2 separate regions of the Homo sapiens genome follow, and region 2 is linked to region 1. Evidence: read pairs that join two places in POLR2A ChIA-PET (ENCODE). Cell type or tissue: HepG2. All regions are shown on one strand. Links, peaks and the distances in the headings refer to the core of each region. The heading gives the core; the rest is flanking DNA.

Region 1 (7,211 bases), core at 966-5,965:
AGGCAGAGGTTGCAATGAACCGAGACTGCGCTACTCCTCTCCAGCCTGGGTGACAGAGTGAGACTCCATTTCAAAAAATAAATACATAAAAATCAGAAAAAAATTACCTAAGCTGGGGTGCAGTGGCTCACATCTGTAATCCCAAGAGTTTGAGAGGCCAAAGCGGGTAGACCCCTTGAGGCCAGGAGTTTGAGACCAGCCTAGTAAACATGGCAAAATCCTGTCTCTAGTTTAAAAAAAAAAAAAGTTGCAAAAATTAGCTGGGCATGGTGGCACACGACTGTAGTCTCAGCTACTCTGGAGGCTGAGCCAGGAGAATCACTTCAACCCGGGAGGCGGAGGTTGCAGTGAGCCGAGATGGCACCAGTGAACTCCAGCCACAGAGCGAGACCCTGCCTGTAAGGAAAAAAATTTTCTGGGTCTAGCTGACACGTATCAGCACTAGTTGGAGCAGAAGTTCAGAACTGCACAGTGGCCTAGACCATGAGGATGGTAAGAGTCTTCTGCCGGTTCTTAGAGTGGACTCAGCTGTGCAAACAGAGACAACAGCAGTAAGTTGTTGAAATAAGGACTCCCCCATCATGCCTTCCCTGTATCTATGCAATTTCCAATGTGACTTTGGTATGCCTCCCAAAGGGGGTGGGGTCTATATCTTCCCTGCCCGGCTAATTTTTTGTATTTTTAGGTAGAGATGGGGTTTCACCTTGTTAGACAGGATGGTCTCGATCTTCTGACCTCGTGATCTGCCCACCTCAGCCTGCCAAAGTGTTGGGATTACAGGCGTGAGCCACCGCGCCCGGCCAAAGAGCTGCAATTTGAATCATAAATGTGCTAAAGAATGGGGCTTTGTTCTATAATCCTCGGTATCTCCACTGTGGCAACAGCCTTTCTTTTCTTTCCCTTCCCTTTCCTCCCCTCTCCTACCCTCCTCCCTTGCTTCCTTCCTTCCATCCTCCCTCCCTCCCTTCCTTCCATCCTCCCTCCCTCCCTTCCTTCTGTCCTTCCTTCCCTCCCTCCCTGCCTTCCTGCCTTCCCTAATTCCTCCCTTCCTTCCGTCCCTCCTTCCGCTTTTTTCTCTTTCTGTCTTTCTTTCGAGACAGGGCCTCAGTCCAACCCCCAGGCTGGAGTGCAGTGGTAAAATCATGGTTCACTGCAGCCTCCACTTCCTGGGTTTAGGTGATCCTCTCACCTCAGCCTCCCAAGTAGCTGGGACTGCAGGCACATGCCACCACACCCAGCTAATTTTTTGTATTTTTTGTAGAGAAGGGATTTTCCTGTGTTGCCCAGGCAGATCTTGAACTCCTAGGCTCAAGCTGTTCTCTCATCTCAGCCTCCCAAAGTGCTGGATAACAGGCGTGAGCCACCGTGCGCAGAGCTGCAGCTTTTCTATTAGTGCTCGCCAGAGACTCCACCTACCATTGTTACCTTTAGCACCATGACATCTTCCGTTGGTATATGTGGTACCCTGGGATATACCATATAACGTGGCTTTACGCAGCAGGGCCAGCTGGAGCACACCAGAACCTGCTGCAGAACTCTCTCTCAATCAAGGGAACAACAAAAAATGACATCCTAGGCTGGGCATGGTGGCTAACTCCTCTAATCCCAGCACTTTGGGAAGCCGAGGCGGGGGGATCACCTGAAGTCAGGAGTTCAAGACCAGCCTGGCCAATGTGGTGAAACCCCTGTCTCTACTAAAAATACAAAAAATTAGCCTGGTGTGGTGGTATGCTCCTGTAATCCCAGCTACTTGGGAGTCTTGAGGCAGGAGAATCGCTTGAACCTGGGAGGCAGAGGTTGCAGTGAGCCAAGATCAAGCCACTGTACTCCAGTCTGGGTGACAGTGCAAGACTCTGTCACAAAAAAAAAACAAATGCCATCTGGGGCCGGGCATGGTGGTTTACACCTCTCATCCCTGTACTTTGGAAGGTCAAGGCTGATGGATTGCGTGAGGCCAGGAATTCAAGGCCAGCCTGGCCAATATAGCGAGACCCTATCTCTATTTTTTTAAAACTTTCTGCTGAACTAGAAGTTTAAAGAAAAATAATAATAATAAATAAAACTGATGTATCGTGGTGGCTTCTGCTTGTAATCCCAGCACTTTGGGAGGCCAATGTGGGCAGATCATTTGAGGTCGAGACCAGCCTGGCCAACATGGCGAAACCCCATCTCTACTAAAAATACAAAAATTACCCGGGCGTGGTGGTGGGCACCTGTAAATTCCAGCTACTCTGGAAGTGGAGCCAAGAGAATTGCTTGAATCCGGGAGGCGGAGGTTGCAGTGAGCCAAGATCACACGACTGCACTCCAGCCTGGTGATAGTGAGGCTCCATCTCAAAAAAAATAATAAAATGTCTTTGGAGAACAGGCAAAGGAGGCTGGCTTGGGGTTTTTATGGTGGTTGGTGGGTGTGGCTGGGTGAGGGTTTGTGCACTCGGGCTTGTGTGGTTTAAAGCTCCCATTGGTGGCAAAGGAGGGAGCACTGAGGGTTTTTATCAACTTCCCCAGATGTCAGTCACAGGGGAAGATGGAAAATGATACTTAAAAGCCTTCAGCACTATATAAGATTTGGCTGGGCGTGGTGGCTCATGGCTGGAATCCCACACTTTGGGAGGCCAAGGTGGGTGGATCACTTGAGGTCAGGAGTTCAAGACCATTCTGGCCAACGTGGTGAAATTCCGTCTTTATTAAAAATACAAAAATTAGCTGGGCGTGGTGGTGCGTGCCTGTAATCCCAGCTACCGGGGAGGCTGAGGCAGGAGAATAACTTGAACCCTGGAGGCGGAGGTTGCAGTGAGCTGAGATCGCGCCATTGCACTCCAGCCTGGCAACAGAGCAAGACTGTCTCCAAAAGAAAAAAAAAAAAAAGATAAAACAAGGCCAGGCACAGTGGCCTACACCTATAATCCCAGTGCTTTGAGGGGCTGAGATGGGAGGATTGCTTGAGACTAGCAGTTTGAGACCAGCCTGGACAACATCGCAAGAACCTGTCTCTACAAAAAAAAATTAAAATTAAAAAAAAAATAGGCCCCGTACAGTGACATGAATGTAATCCCAGTGGGAGGCTGAGGTGAGAGGATCACTTGAGACCAGGAGTTTGAGACCAGCCTGGGCACAAAGTGACACCTCGTTCTCTATAAAAAATACTTTTGTTTTGGAGACAGAGTCTCTCTGTGTTGCCCAGGCTGGAGTGCAGCAGCATGATTTCGGCTCACTGCAGTCTCTGCCAACCAGTCTCAAGTGATTCTCGTGCCTCAGCCTCCCGAGTAGCTGGGATTACAGGCATGTGCTGCCACACCCAGCTAATGTTTGTATTTTTAGTAGAGACGGGGTTTTGCCATGTCGGCCAGGCTGGTCTTGAACTCCTGGCCTCGAGTGATCCACCCACCTCAGCCTTCCAAAGTGCTGGGATTACAGGTGTGAGCCACCATGCCTGGCCAAAAAAATTTTTTTATAATAAATAGGAAGCGTGTGGTAGCTCATGGCTGTAATCCCAGTACTTTGGGAGGCTGAGGCAAGAGGATCACTTTAGGCCAGGAGTTTGAGACCAGCCTGGGCAACACAGTGAGATCCTCATTCTCTACAAAAAAAAAAAAAAAAAAAAAAAAAAAAAAGCCAGGCATGATGGTGTGCACTTGTCCCAGCTACTAGGGAGGCTGAGGTGAGAAGATGCTTTGCACCCAGGAGTTCAGGGCTATAGTGAGCTATGATCATACCAGGTGGCAGAACCAGACCCTGTCTCTGAAATAAAAATAAAATAAGACCAAAGTGTGTTTTCTACTCTCACACCACTCTATACTTAACACAAAGCAATTTTTGTGGTTTTTTTTTGAGACGGAGTCTTGCTCTGTCGCCCAGGCTGGAGTGCAGAGGTGTGATCTCGGTTCACTGCAACCAACCTCCTGGGCTCCAGCGATTCTCCTGCCTCAGCCTCCCAAGTAGCTGGGATTACAGGCACCTGCTACCACGCCTGGCTAATTTTTGTATTTTTAGTAGAGACGGGGTTTTGCTATGTTGGCCAGGTTTGTCTTGAACTCCTGGCCTCAAGTAATCCGCCCGCCTCAGCCTCCCAACGTGCTGGGATTATAGGCGTGAGCCACCATGGCCGGCCTGTTTACCAGTTTACTATAAGGGGCATTACGAAAAATGCAGAGGAATGGCCAGATGCCGAGGCCGAAGGGGCAAGTTTTGTGGGAAGGGGTGGAGCTTCCATGCCCTCTCTGGGTACACCACCCTCCCGGCATCTCCACATGTTCAGCATTGAAGCTCTCCGAGTGCTGTCCTTTTGTTTTGTTTTGTTTTTTTGAGACAGAGTCTTGCTGTGTCGCCCAGGCTGGAGTGCTGTGCTGTGATCTTGACCCACTGCAACTTCTGCCTCCCAGGTTCTAGCTTTTCTCCTGCCTCAGCCTCCCAAGTAGCTGAGATTACAGGTACCCGCCACCGCATCCTACCTAATTCTTGTACTTTTAGTAGAGATGGGGTTTTATCATGTTGCCAGGCTGGTCCTGAACTCCTGACCTCAGGTGGTCTGCGCCCCCCCTTGGCTTCGTAAAGTGCTGGGATTACAGGTGTGAGCCATTGCGCCCGCCAACTCCACATTTTTAAACAAAGCTTCTCTTCCTTAACCAATTAGAAAAAAAAAAAATCTTTGAATCTACCTATGACCTGTAAGCCCCCACTTTAAGATACCCCACCTTTTAGGGCCAAACCAACGTATAGCCTCCATACTGATTTATGACTTTGCCGTAACCTCTGCCTCCTTATCTTCTGTTTTTTTTTTTTTTTTTTTTTTGAGACAGAGTTTTACTCTATCACCCAGACTGGAGTGCGGTGGCGTGATCTCGGCTCACTGCAAGCTCCGCCTCCTGGATTCACGCTATTCTCCTGCCTCAGCCTCCCGAGTAGCTGGTACTACAGGCGCACGCCACCATGCCTGGCTAATTTTTTGTATTTTTTTTTTTTTTAAGTAGATACGGGGTTTCACTGTGGTCTTGATCTCCTGACCTTGTGATCCACCCGCCTCGAGTGCTGGGATTACAGGCGTGAGCCACTGCGCCCTGCCTCTGCCTCCTTACCTTTAAAGACGCCTACCTGCAAGCCAGCAGGGAGTTCTGGATGTAAACATGAGCTGCTCGACTCTCCTTGCGTGGCGCCCTGCAAATAAATGCCCTCTTTTTTCTCACTGCAAACCTTGGTGTGGGTGGTTGGCCTCACTGTGCCAGGCATCTGGACCCCATGAAAGTCGGTCCTTGTTTCCTCTCATTGATTTTTTTTTTTTTTTTTTGGGGGATGGGGTCTCACTCTCTTCTCCCAGCTGCTGGAGTGCAGTGGCACAATCTGCCCACTGCAGCCTCCACTTCCTGGACTCAGGTGATTGTCCCACTTCAGCCTCCCGAGTAGCTGAGACCACATGCATGTGCCACCACGCCTGGCTAATTTTTTGTATTTTTAGTGCAGGCAGGGGTCTTGCTATGTTTTCCAGGCTGGTCTCAAACCCCTGAGCTCAAGCGGTCCGCTCGCCTCGGCCTCCTAAAGTGATGGAGATACAGGTGTGTGCCACCGTACCAGGCCCAAGATGTTATCTTTAATTTCTATAGAGAACTAAATATCTGGTGACTGTAACTCCCTTGGCTATTGGTTTTAAGCTCCTTTTTTTTTTTTTTTTTTTTTTTTTTTGGAGACAGAGTTTCGCTCTTGTTGCTCAGGCTGGAGTGTAGTGGCGTGATCTCAGCTCACGGCAACCTCCGGCTCCTGGGGTCAAGCGATTCTCCTGCCTCAGCCTCCTGAGTAGCTGGGATTACAGGTGCATGCCACCACGCCCAGCTAATTTTTGTAGTTTTGTTTTGTTTTGTTTTTGAGATAGAGTAGTTTTTTTGCCAGGCTGGAGTGCAGTGGCGCCGTCTCGGCTCAGTGCAACCTCCACCTCCCGGGTTCAAGTGATTCTCCCTCCTTAGCCTCCCAAGTAGCTGGGACTACAGTGTGTGCTACCACGCCCAGCTAATTTTTGTATTTTTAGTAGAGATGGGGTTTCACCATGTTGGCCAGGATGGTCTTGATTTCGTGACCTTGTGATCCGCCTGCTTTGGCCTCCCAACGTAGTTTTTAGTAGAGATGGGGTTTTACCATGTTGGCCATGCTGATCTTGAACTCCTGACCTCAGGTGAGCTGTCTGCCGCAGCCACCCAAAGTACTGGGATTACAGCCATGAGTCACCGTGCCCGGTGGATTAAGGCTCTCATACGCATCTTGAGATCGGTTCCTTCTGGCTCTTTCATCCCCTCACAACCCTGTAGTTGCTTCTCTTGTAGTTACCCGCCATGATCCAATGCTATGTAATCGAATCCATGCTCAACACTTTGCTATAAGTGCTAGGCTCTCTCCTGTTGGAAATAAATAATTTCCTTTTTTTTTTTTTTTTTGGAGATGGAGTTTCGCTCTTGTTGCCCAGGCTGGAGTGCAATGATGCGATCTTGGCTCACTGCAACCTCTGCCTCCCGGGTTCAAGCGATTCTCGTGCCTCAGCCTCCCAGGTAGCTGGGATTACAGGTGCCCACCACCATGCCCGGCTAATTTTTTTGTATGTTTTTAGTAGAGACGGGGTTTTGCCATGTTGGCCAGGCCGGTCTTGAACTCCTGACCTCTGGTGATCCGCCCGCCTCCACCTCCCAAAGTACTGGGCTTACAAGTGTGAGCCACCACGCCTGGCCGGAAAGAAATATTTTCTGAGATTTATAAGCTTTTTTAAAAAATTAAGGGCTGGGCACAGTGGTTCACACTTGTAAGTGCAGCACTTTGGGAGGCTAAGGCAGGAGGATTGATTGAGGTCAGGAGTTGGAGGCTACAGTGAGCTATGATTGCACCACTGCACTCTAGCCTGGGAGACAGAGTGAGACCCTGACTCAAACAGTAATTAAATCAATAAAATTTAGAAGTTAAGATTCTTCAGCCTCTTTTGGGCTGGGCATGGTCGCTCAAGCTTGTAATCCCAGCACTCTGGGAGGCTGTGGCAGGCTGATCACTTGAGGCCAGGAGTTTGAGACCAACCTGGCCAACATTGTGAAACCCCATCTCTACTAAAAATACAGAAATTAGCCGGTGTGGTGATGCATGCCTGTAATCCCAGCTGTTCAGGAGGCTGAGACAGGAGAATTGCTTGAACTCGGGAGGTGGAGGTTGCAGTGAGCTGAGAGCATGTCACTCTATTCCAGCCC
Region 2 (7,211 bases), core at 694-5,693, 770 kb after region 1:
TCTACTAAAAATACAAAAAAAAATTAGCCAGGCGTGGTGGCAGGCACCTGTAGTCCCAGCTACTGGGGAGGCTGAGGCAGGAGAATGGCGTGAACCTCGGAGGCAGAGCTTGCAGTGAGCCAAGATCACACCACTGCACTCCAGCCTGGGCAACAGAGTGAGACTCCATCTCAAAAAAAAAAAAAAACTGCTGGGATTACAAGTGGGATGTTTTAATTTGCCTTTTCCTAATGTCAAATGATGTTGAGCATCTTTTCATATCCTTATTTGCTACCTGTATTTCTTCTTTGATGATGTACCTATTCACATATTTTGTCTTTTAGAAAAAATTGTTTTGGCCAGGCACGGTGGCTCACACCTGTAATCCCAGCATTTTGGGAGGCCGAGGCTAGCAGATTGCTTGAGCCCAGGAATTCAAGACCTGTCTGGGCAGCATGGCGAATCCCCATCTCTACAAAAAATTAGCTAGGTATGGTGGTGCACACCTGTAATCCCTGCTACTCAGGAGGCTGAGATGCGAGCATCACTTGAGCCCAGGAGGTCAAGACTGCAGTGAGCCATGATCTTGCCACTATATTCCAGCCTGGGTGAAGAGTAAAACCCTGTCTCAAAAAATAAATAAATAAATAAATAAATAAATAAAATTGTTTTAATTGTTGAGTTTAAAGAGTTTCTGTGTGTGCATTTTGGAAACAAGTTCAAATTCTTTTCTGTTTGTTTTTAGATACACAGTCTCACTCTGTTGCCCAGGCTGGAGTGCGCCCGGCCTAGAAATAGGACTTTTAAACAGGTAATTAAGTTAAAATGGGGTCATTAGGGTGGATCCTAATCCAATCTGACTGATGTCCTTATAAGAAGACTAAATTTTGTGGGAGGCCAAGGCAGGAGGATGGCTTGAGCCCAGCCTGGTCAACATAGCAAGATCCCATCTCTACAAAAAATTTAAGAATTAGCCTGACATATTGGTGCATGCCTGTAGTCCCAGCTACTCAGGAAGCTGAGGTGGGAGAATTGCTTGAACCCAGGAAGTGGAGGCGGCAGTGAGCCATAATCATGCCACTGCACTCCAGCCTGGGTGACAGAGAGAGGCTCTGTCTCTAAAAAACATAAATATATAAAAATAAGAAGAGGAAATTTGGACATGAACAAGCACAGAAGGTAGACCATGTGAAGACACAGCATGAAGGCGGCCATCCACAAGCCAAGGAGTGAGGCCTCAGGAGGAACCAGCCCTGCCAACACCTTGATCTCAGACTTCCAGCCTCCAGAACCACAAGAAAATAAATGTCTATTGTTGAAGCCATCCGGTCTGTAGTATTTTGTTAAGGTAGCCCCAGCAAATGAATGTACGGCCACAGTGAAATTTTATCAGAATATGGCTAAAGGGCTCTTCATTCTGGATGTGTTGAGAGCCTGGGTAGGCTTTGGCCAAGGACAGCAAAGGAGGGCAGACAGGGAATGAGTGGGAAAACCCAGACACCCGTTTAAAATTGGCTGGCGCCTCGCTCTCTTCCTGCCAAGTCCACGCTGACACATCCAGCCTTTCTGGACTGAGGAGACAGGGTCCAAACAGAGGATTTTTTTTATTTTTTTGAGTCGCAATCTTGCACTCCACCCAGGCTGGAGTGCAGTGGTGTGATTATCATGGCTCACTTCAGCCTCGACCTCCCAGGCTCAAGCCGTCCTCCTGCGTCAGCCTCCAGAGCAGCTAGGACCACAGGCACGTACCACGACTGACTGATTTTTTATTACTTCTAGAGAAGGGGTCTTGATATGTTGCTCAGGTTGGTCTCAAACTCCTGGGCTCAAACGATCCTCCTGCCTCAGCCTCCCACAGTGCTGGGATTATAGGAGTGAGCCATCTCACCTGGGCCAAACAGGAGATTTGTATCCTGCAGTCACACACTCTTATCTAAAGCCTCCGTGTTTCTGCGCTATGTCCTCAAAATCTCAGGCGACAAAAGAAAAAAGGACGGGTGACAGCTTGCAGGATTGGGGGTTGGCCCAGATGATTGTCCACCACAGTGACTGAGAGCTGAAGTTGACCAGTGATGTAACGGCATTTTATTTTTTTCTTTTTTAGACAGAATCTCGTTCTCTTGCCCAGGCTGGAGTGCAGTGGCGCGATCTTGGCTCACTGCAACCTCTGCCTCCCAGGTTCAAGCGATTCTCCTGCCTCAGCCTCCTGAGTAGCTGGGATTACAGGTGCCCACCACCACACCTAGCTAATTTTTTATTTTTAGTAGAGATGGGGTTTCACCATGATCGCCAGGCTGGTCTGGAACTCCTGACCTCAGGTGATCCACCCGCCTCAGCCTTTCAAAGTGCTGGGATTACAGATGTGAGCCACTGTACCTGGCCCCGACTGATTTTTTTATTACTTGTAGAGAAGGTTTTGCTATGTTGCTCAGGCTGGTCTCAAACTCCTGGGATCAAGCAATCCTCCCACCTCAGCCTCCCAAAGTGCTGGGATTACAGATGCCCGCCACCATGCTCAGCTAATTTTTGTATTTTTAGTAGAGATGAGGTTTTGCCACATTGGCCAGGCTGGTCTCAAACTCCTGACCTCAGGTGATCCACCTGCCTCAGCCTCCCAAAGTGCTGGGATTATAGGCATGAGCCACTGCGCCCAGCCAATGTAACGGCATTTTGAAGGCAGGCTTGATGGTTAGCCCTGAGCTATGCCATGGCTTTCACCAATAACCAGCATAGTGTATTAGCACCGTTAATACCAGCTACTGTAACAACCTCCAATCTCAGTGGCTTTACATAATGAAGTTTCATCAGTGACCACATCAAAGTCCAGTATGCTGGTCTGTGAGCCCTGGTGTCTGTGGGAGCCTCTCTGAGCCCAGTCACTTCCACTTCAAAGTAAGAACAGCCCATGGGTATACCTGGCTTCACCTTGTCTTATGTTTACATCCTCTTCTTCTTGTTTCCCCTTCTAATCTCTTTTTTTTTTTCAGAGTCTTGCTCTGTCGCCCAGGCTGGAGTGCAGTGGCGCGATCCCAGGTCATGGCAACCTCCACCTCATGGGTTCAAGCAATTCTCCTGCCTCAGCCTCCCTAGTAGCAGAGATTACAGGCATGTGCCACCACGCCCAGCTAATTTTTGTATTTTTAGTAGAGATGGGGGTTCACCATGTTGGTCAGGCTGGTCTCAAACTCCCGACTTCAAGTGATCCACCCGGCTCAGCCTCTGAAAGTACTGGGATTACAGGCGTGAGCCACTGCGCCTGGCCCCCCTTCTAATCTCTTTAAAGTTATGTATGTATGTATTTATTTGAGGCAGGGTCTCGCTCTGTCACCCAGGCTGCAGTGCAATGGCGCAATCTCGGCTACTGCAACCTCCGCCTCCTGGGTTCAAGTGATTCTCCTGCCTCAGCCTCCCAAGTAGCTGAGATAACAGACATGTGCCACACCCAGCTAATTTTTATATTTTTAGTAGAGATGGGGTTTCACCATATTGGTCAGGCTGATCTCAAACTCCCGACCTCAAGTGATCCACCCGCCTAGGCCTCCCAAAGTACTGGGGTTACAGGCATGAGCCACTGTGCCTGGCCATGAGTCTAATCTCTTTAAAGTTACGTATGTATGTATTTATTTGAGGCAGGGTCTCGCTTTGTTGCCCAGGCTGGAGTGAAGTGACATGATCATGGTTCACTGCAGCTTCAAATTCCTGGGCTCAAGCGATCCTCCCACCTTAGCCTCCTGAGTGGCTGGGACTCAGGAGTGTACCATCAAGACTGGCTAGTTTTCATATTTTCTTGTTACCGAGGCTGGACTCGAACTTCTGGCCTCGAGTGATCCTCACACCTTGACCTCCCAAAGTGCTGGGATTACAGGCATGAGCCACTGTGCTCAGCCTCTTTAAAGTTATTTTACCTTGTTTTTGCGAGCCTATGTAAGCCATCTCCAGTCCTGCCTAGAATAAGTCAGGCTGATAGAAATCAATGTAGTGGGCCAGGCACAGTGGCGCCTGTAATCCCCGCATTTTGGGATGCCGACGAGGGAGGATCACTTGAGGCCATAAGTTGGAGACCCGTCTGGGCAACAGAGCAAGATCCTGTCTCTAAAATTTAAAATTTAAATTTAAATGGATAAATTGGCCAGGCATGGCCAGGCATGGTGGCTCACGCTTGTAATCCCAGCACTTTGGGAAGCTGAGGTGGGCGGATCACTTGAGGTCAGGAGTTTGAGACCAGCCTGGCCAACATGGTGAAACCCTGTCTCTACTAAAAATACAAAAATGAGTCAAGCGTGGTTGCATGTGCCTGTAGTCCCAGCTACTCCAGAGGCTGAGGCAGGAGAATCGATTGAACCCAGGAGACAGAAGTTCCAGTGAGCCAAGATCATGCCACTGCACTCCAGCCTGGGCGACAGAGCAAGACTGTTTCAAAAATAAATAAATAAGTAAAAATAAAATAAAATAAATATAAACATAAATAAATAGCGGGCGTGGTGGCTCACGTCTGTAATCCCAGCACTTTGGGAGGCCGAGGTGGGCGGATCACCTGCGGTCAGGAGTTCAAGGCCAGCCTGGCCAACATGGTGAAACCCCGTCTCTACTAAAAATACAAAAATTAGCCAGGCATGGTGGCATGTGCCTGTCATCCCAGCTACTGGGGAGGCTGAGGCAGGAGAACTGCTTGAACTTAGGAGGCAGAGGTTACAGTGAACTGAAATCGCTCCAATTGCACTCCAGCCTGGGCAAAGAAGCAAGACTCCATCTCAAAAACATAAATTATAAAAATAAATAAATAAATGTAGTGGACCACGCTTTGAAGTTGCCCTTCCTGTTCCTTCTACCTGCTGCTCTTCCCCTCAACAGTCATGCTAGAATTAGCTGGGTCTGTGAGTGTGTGGGGGGAAGGTGACGGGAGATTGAGCTTCAAAAGAGCTACCTTTTTGTCCCTATACCTCCTACACAAACTTAAAAAAAATATTTTTGGTGTCAAAGTTGGGGATTTTGGAAGGGAAAAAAAATATTGCAAAAGCTTCTGTTTTACACCATAAACCATAGAGTGGGACTGCTTGCACAAGAACTCATTTTTTTCATACCCAAGAGCAGTAAAAGTCTGAGCCATGGGCAAAGAGGGGAGACTCAAGAAGGCGGGCAGGCCAGGCACAGTGGCTCCCGCCTGTAATCCCAGCACTTTGGGAGGCCAAGGCAGGTGGATCATTTGAGGTCAGGAGTTTGAGACCAGCCTGGCCAACGTGATGAGACCCTGTCTCTAGTAAAAACAAAAAAATTAGCTGGGCATGGTGGCGTGTGCCTGTAATCTCAGCTACTTGGGAGGCTGAGGCATGAGAATTGCTTGAACCCAGGAAGCAGAGATTGCGCCATTGCACTCCAGTCTGGGCGACAGAGCGAGACTCTGTCTCAAAAAAAAAAAAAAGCAGGGTAGGAGAGACAGGTTTGCTGTCCCATTGGAACGTGGGTCACAGCAGCCACACTAAGTCCAGTTACGGAGATGTAACCACCCAAGGGGTCACCTTGCCCGCTGCCTAGACAGAGCCGACTTATCAAGACAGGGGAATTGCAATGGAGAAAGAGTAATTTATGCAGAGCCAGCTGTGCGGGAGACCGGAGTTTTATTATTACTCAAATCAGTCTCCCCGAGCATTTGGGGATCAGAGTTGGTTTTTTCTTTTTTTTGAGATGGAATCTTGCTCTGTCACTCAGGCTGGAGTGCAATGGCGTGATATCGGCTACTGCAACCTCCATCTCCTGGGTTCAAGCGATTCTCCTGCCTCAGCCTCCTGAGTAGCTGGGATTACAGGCACGCGCCACTCTGCCCAGCTAATTTTTGTATTTTTAGTAGAGACAGGGCTTCACCATGTTGGTCAGGCTGGTCTTGAACTCCTGATCCCATGATCCGCCTGCCTCAGCCTCCCAAAGTGCTGAGATTACAAAGTTTTATTTTATTTATTTATTTATTTGTTTGTTTGTTTATTTATTTATTTATTTGTCTGAGACAGAGTCTCGCTCTGTCGCCCAGGCTGGAGAGCAATGGTGCGATCTCAGCTCACTGCAAGCTCCGCCTCCCGGGTTCATGCCATTCTCCCGCCTCAGCCTCCTGAGTAGCCGGGACTACAGGCGCCCACCACCGCGCCCGGCTACTTTTTTGTATTTTTAGTAGAGACGGGGTTTCACTGTGTTAGCCAGGATGGTCTCGATCTCCGGACCTTGTGATCCCCCCGCCTCGGCCTCCCAAAGTGCTGGGATTACAGGCGTGAGCCACAGAGTTTTTACAGATAACTTGGCGGGTAGGGGCTTGTGGGCAGTGCTGATTGGTCAGGTTGGAGATGGAATCATGGGAGGTCGAAGTGAGGTTTTCTTGCTGTCTTCTGTTCCCGGGTAGGATGGCAGAACTGGTGGAGCCCGATGACTCGTCTGGATGGTGTCAGCTGATCCATCCAGTGCAGGGCCTGCAAAATAGCTCAAGCACTGACCTTAGGTTTTATAAAAGTAATGTTACCCCCAGGAGCAATCTGGGGAGGTTCAGACTCTTGGAGCCAGAGGCTGCACAGCCCCTAAACTGTCATTTCTAATCTTGTAGCTAATCTGTTAGTCCTGCAAAGTCAGACTGGTCCCCAGGAAAGAAGGGGGTCTTTTCGGGAAAGGGCTGTTATCAGTTTTGTTTCAGAGTCAAACCATGAACTGAATTACTTCCCAAAGTTAGTTCAGCCTATGCCCAGGATGAACAAGGACAGCGTAAAATTGGTTAGGTCTGATTTCTTTGACTGTCATAATTTTCTCAGTTATAATTTTGCAGTGATGGTTTCAGAGACACAAAGGAGGATGCATTTGACAACATGACTTTGGGGTCAGCTGTATATGCTCCCCCTTGATGGTCTAATCGCCTGACTGGCTCTTCTTTCAGCTGCACAGATAGAGCCAATTTACTGAGACAACGGTATTGCAGTAAAGAAAGCTTAATTAATGCAAGGCTAGCCACGTGGAAGGACTGGAGTTTATCACTCAAATCAGTCTCCTGGAAAATTCAGAGACTAGGGTTTTGTAAGAATAATTTGGTGAGTGGGGGCTAGGGAATGGGGAATCCTCATTGTTTGCACTGGGGATGAAATCCTAGGGGGCTGGAGCTACCTTCTTTTTTTTTTTTTTTTGAGACGGAGTCTTGCTCTGTCGCCCAGGCTGGAGTGCAGTGGCATAATCTTGGCTCACTGCAAGCTCTGCCTCCCAGGTTC

What was found. Peaks named below come from ENCODE experiments on the same cell type or tissue, not always from the same donor. Only the 100,000 strongest peaks of a DNase experiment are listed, where the experiment ranks them.
Region 2: POLR2A ChIA-PET joins it to region 1 with 8 read pairs; 2 of 35 experiments call an interaction of 5 or more read pairs at or near these places.

What each region holds. Positions count from the first base shown.
Region 1 is chr7:5,795,439-5,802,649 of GRCh38, forward strand. No RefSeq gene overlaps it. Among named protein-coding and RNA genes, the nearest start is that of RNF216, 17 kb to the left of the region's middle. In HepG2, for the core only: no CTCF peak of the experiment used is centred there; no DNase peak of the experiment used is centred there.
Region 2 is chr7:6,563,072-6,570,282 of GRCh38, forward strand. No RefSeq gene overlaps it. Among named protein-coding and RNA genes, the nearest start is that of ZDHHC4, 11 kb to the right of the region's middle. In HepG2, for the core only: no CTCF peak of the experiment used is centred there; a DNase peak (open chromatin) is centred at 2,800.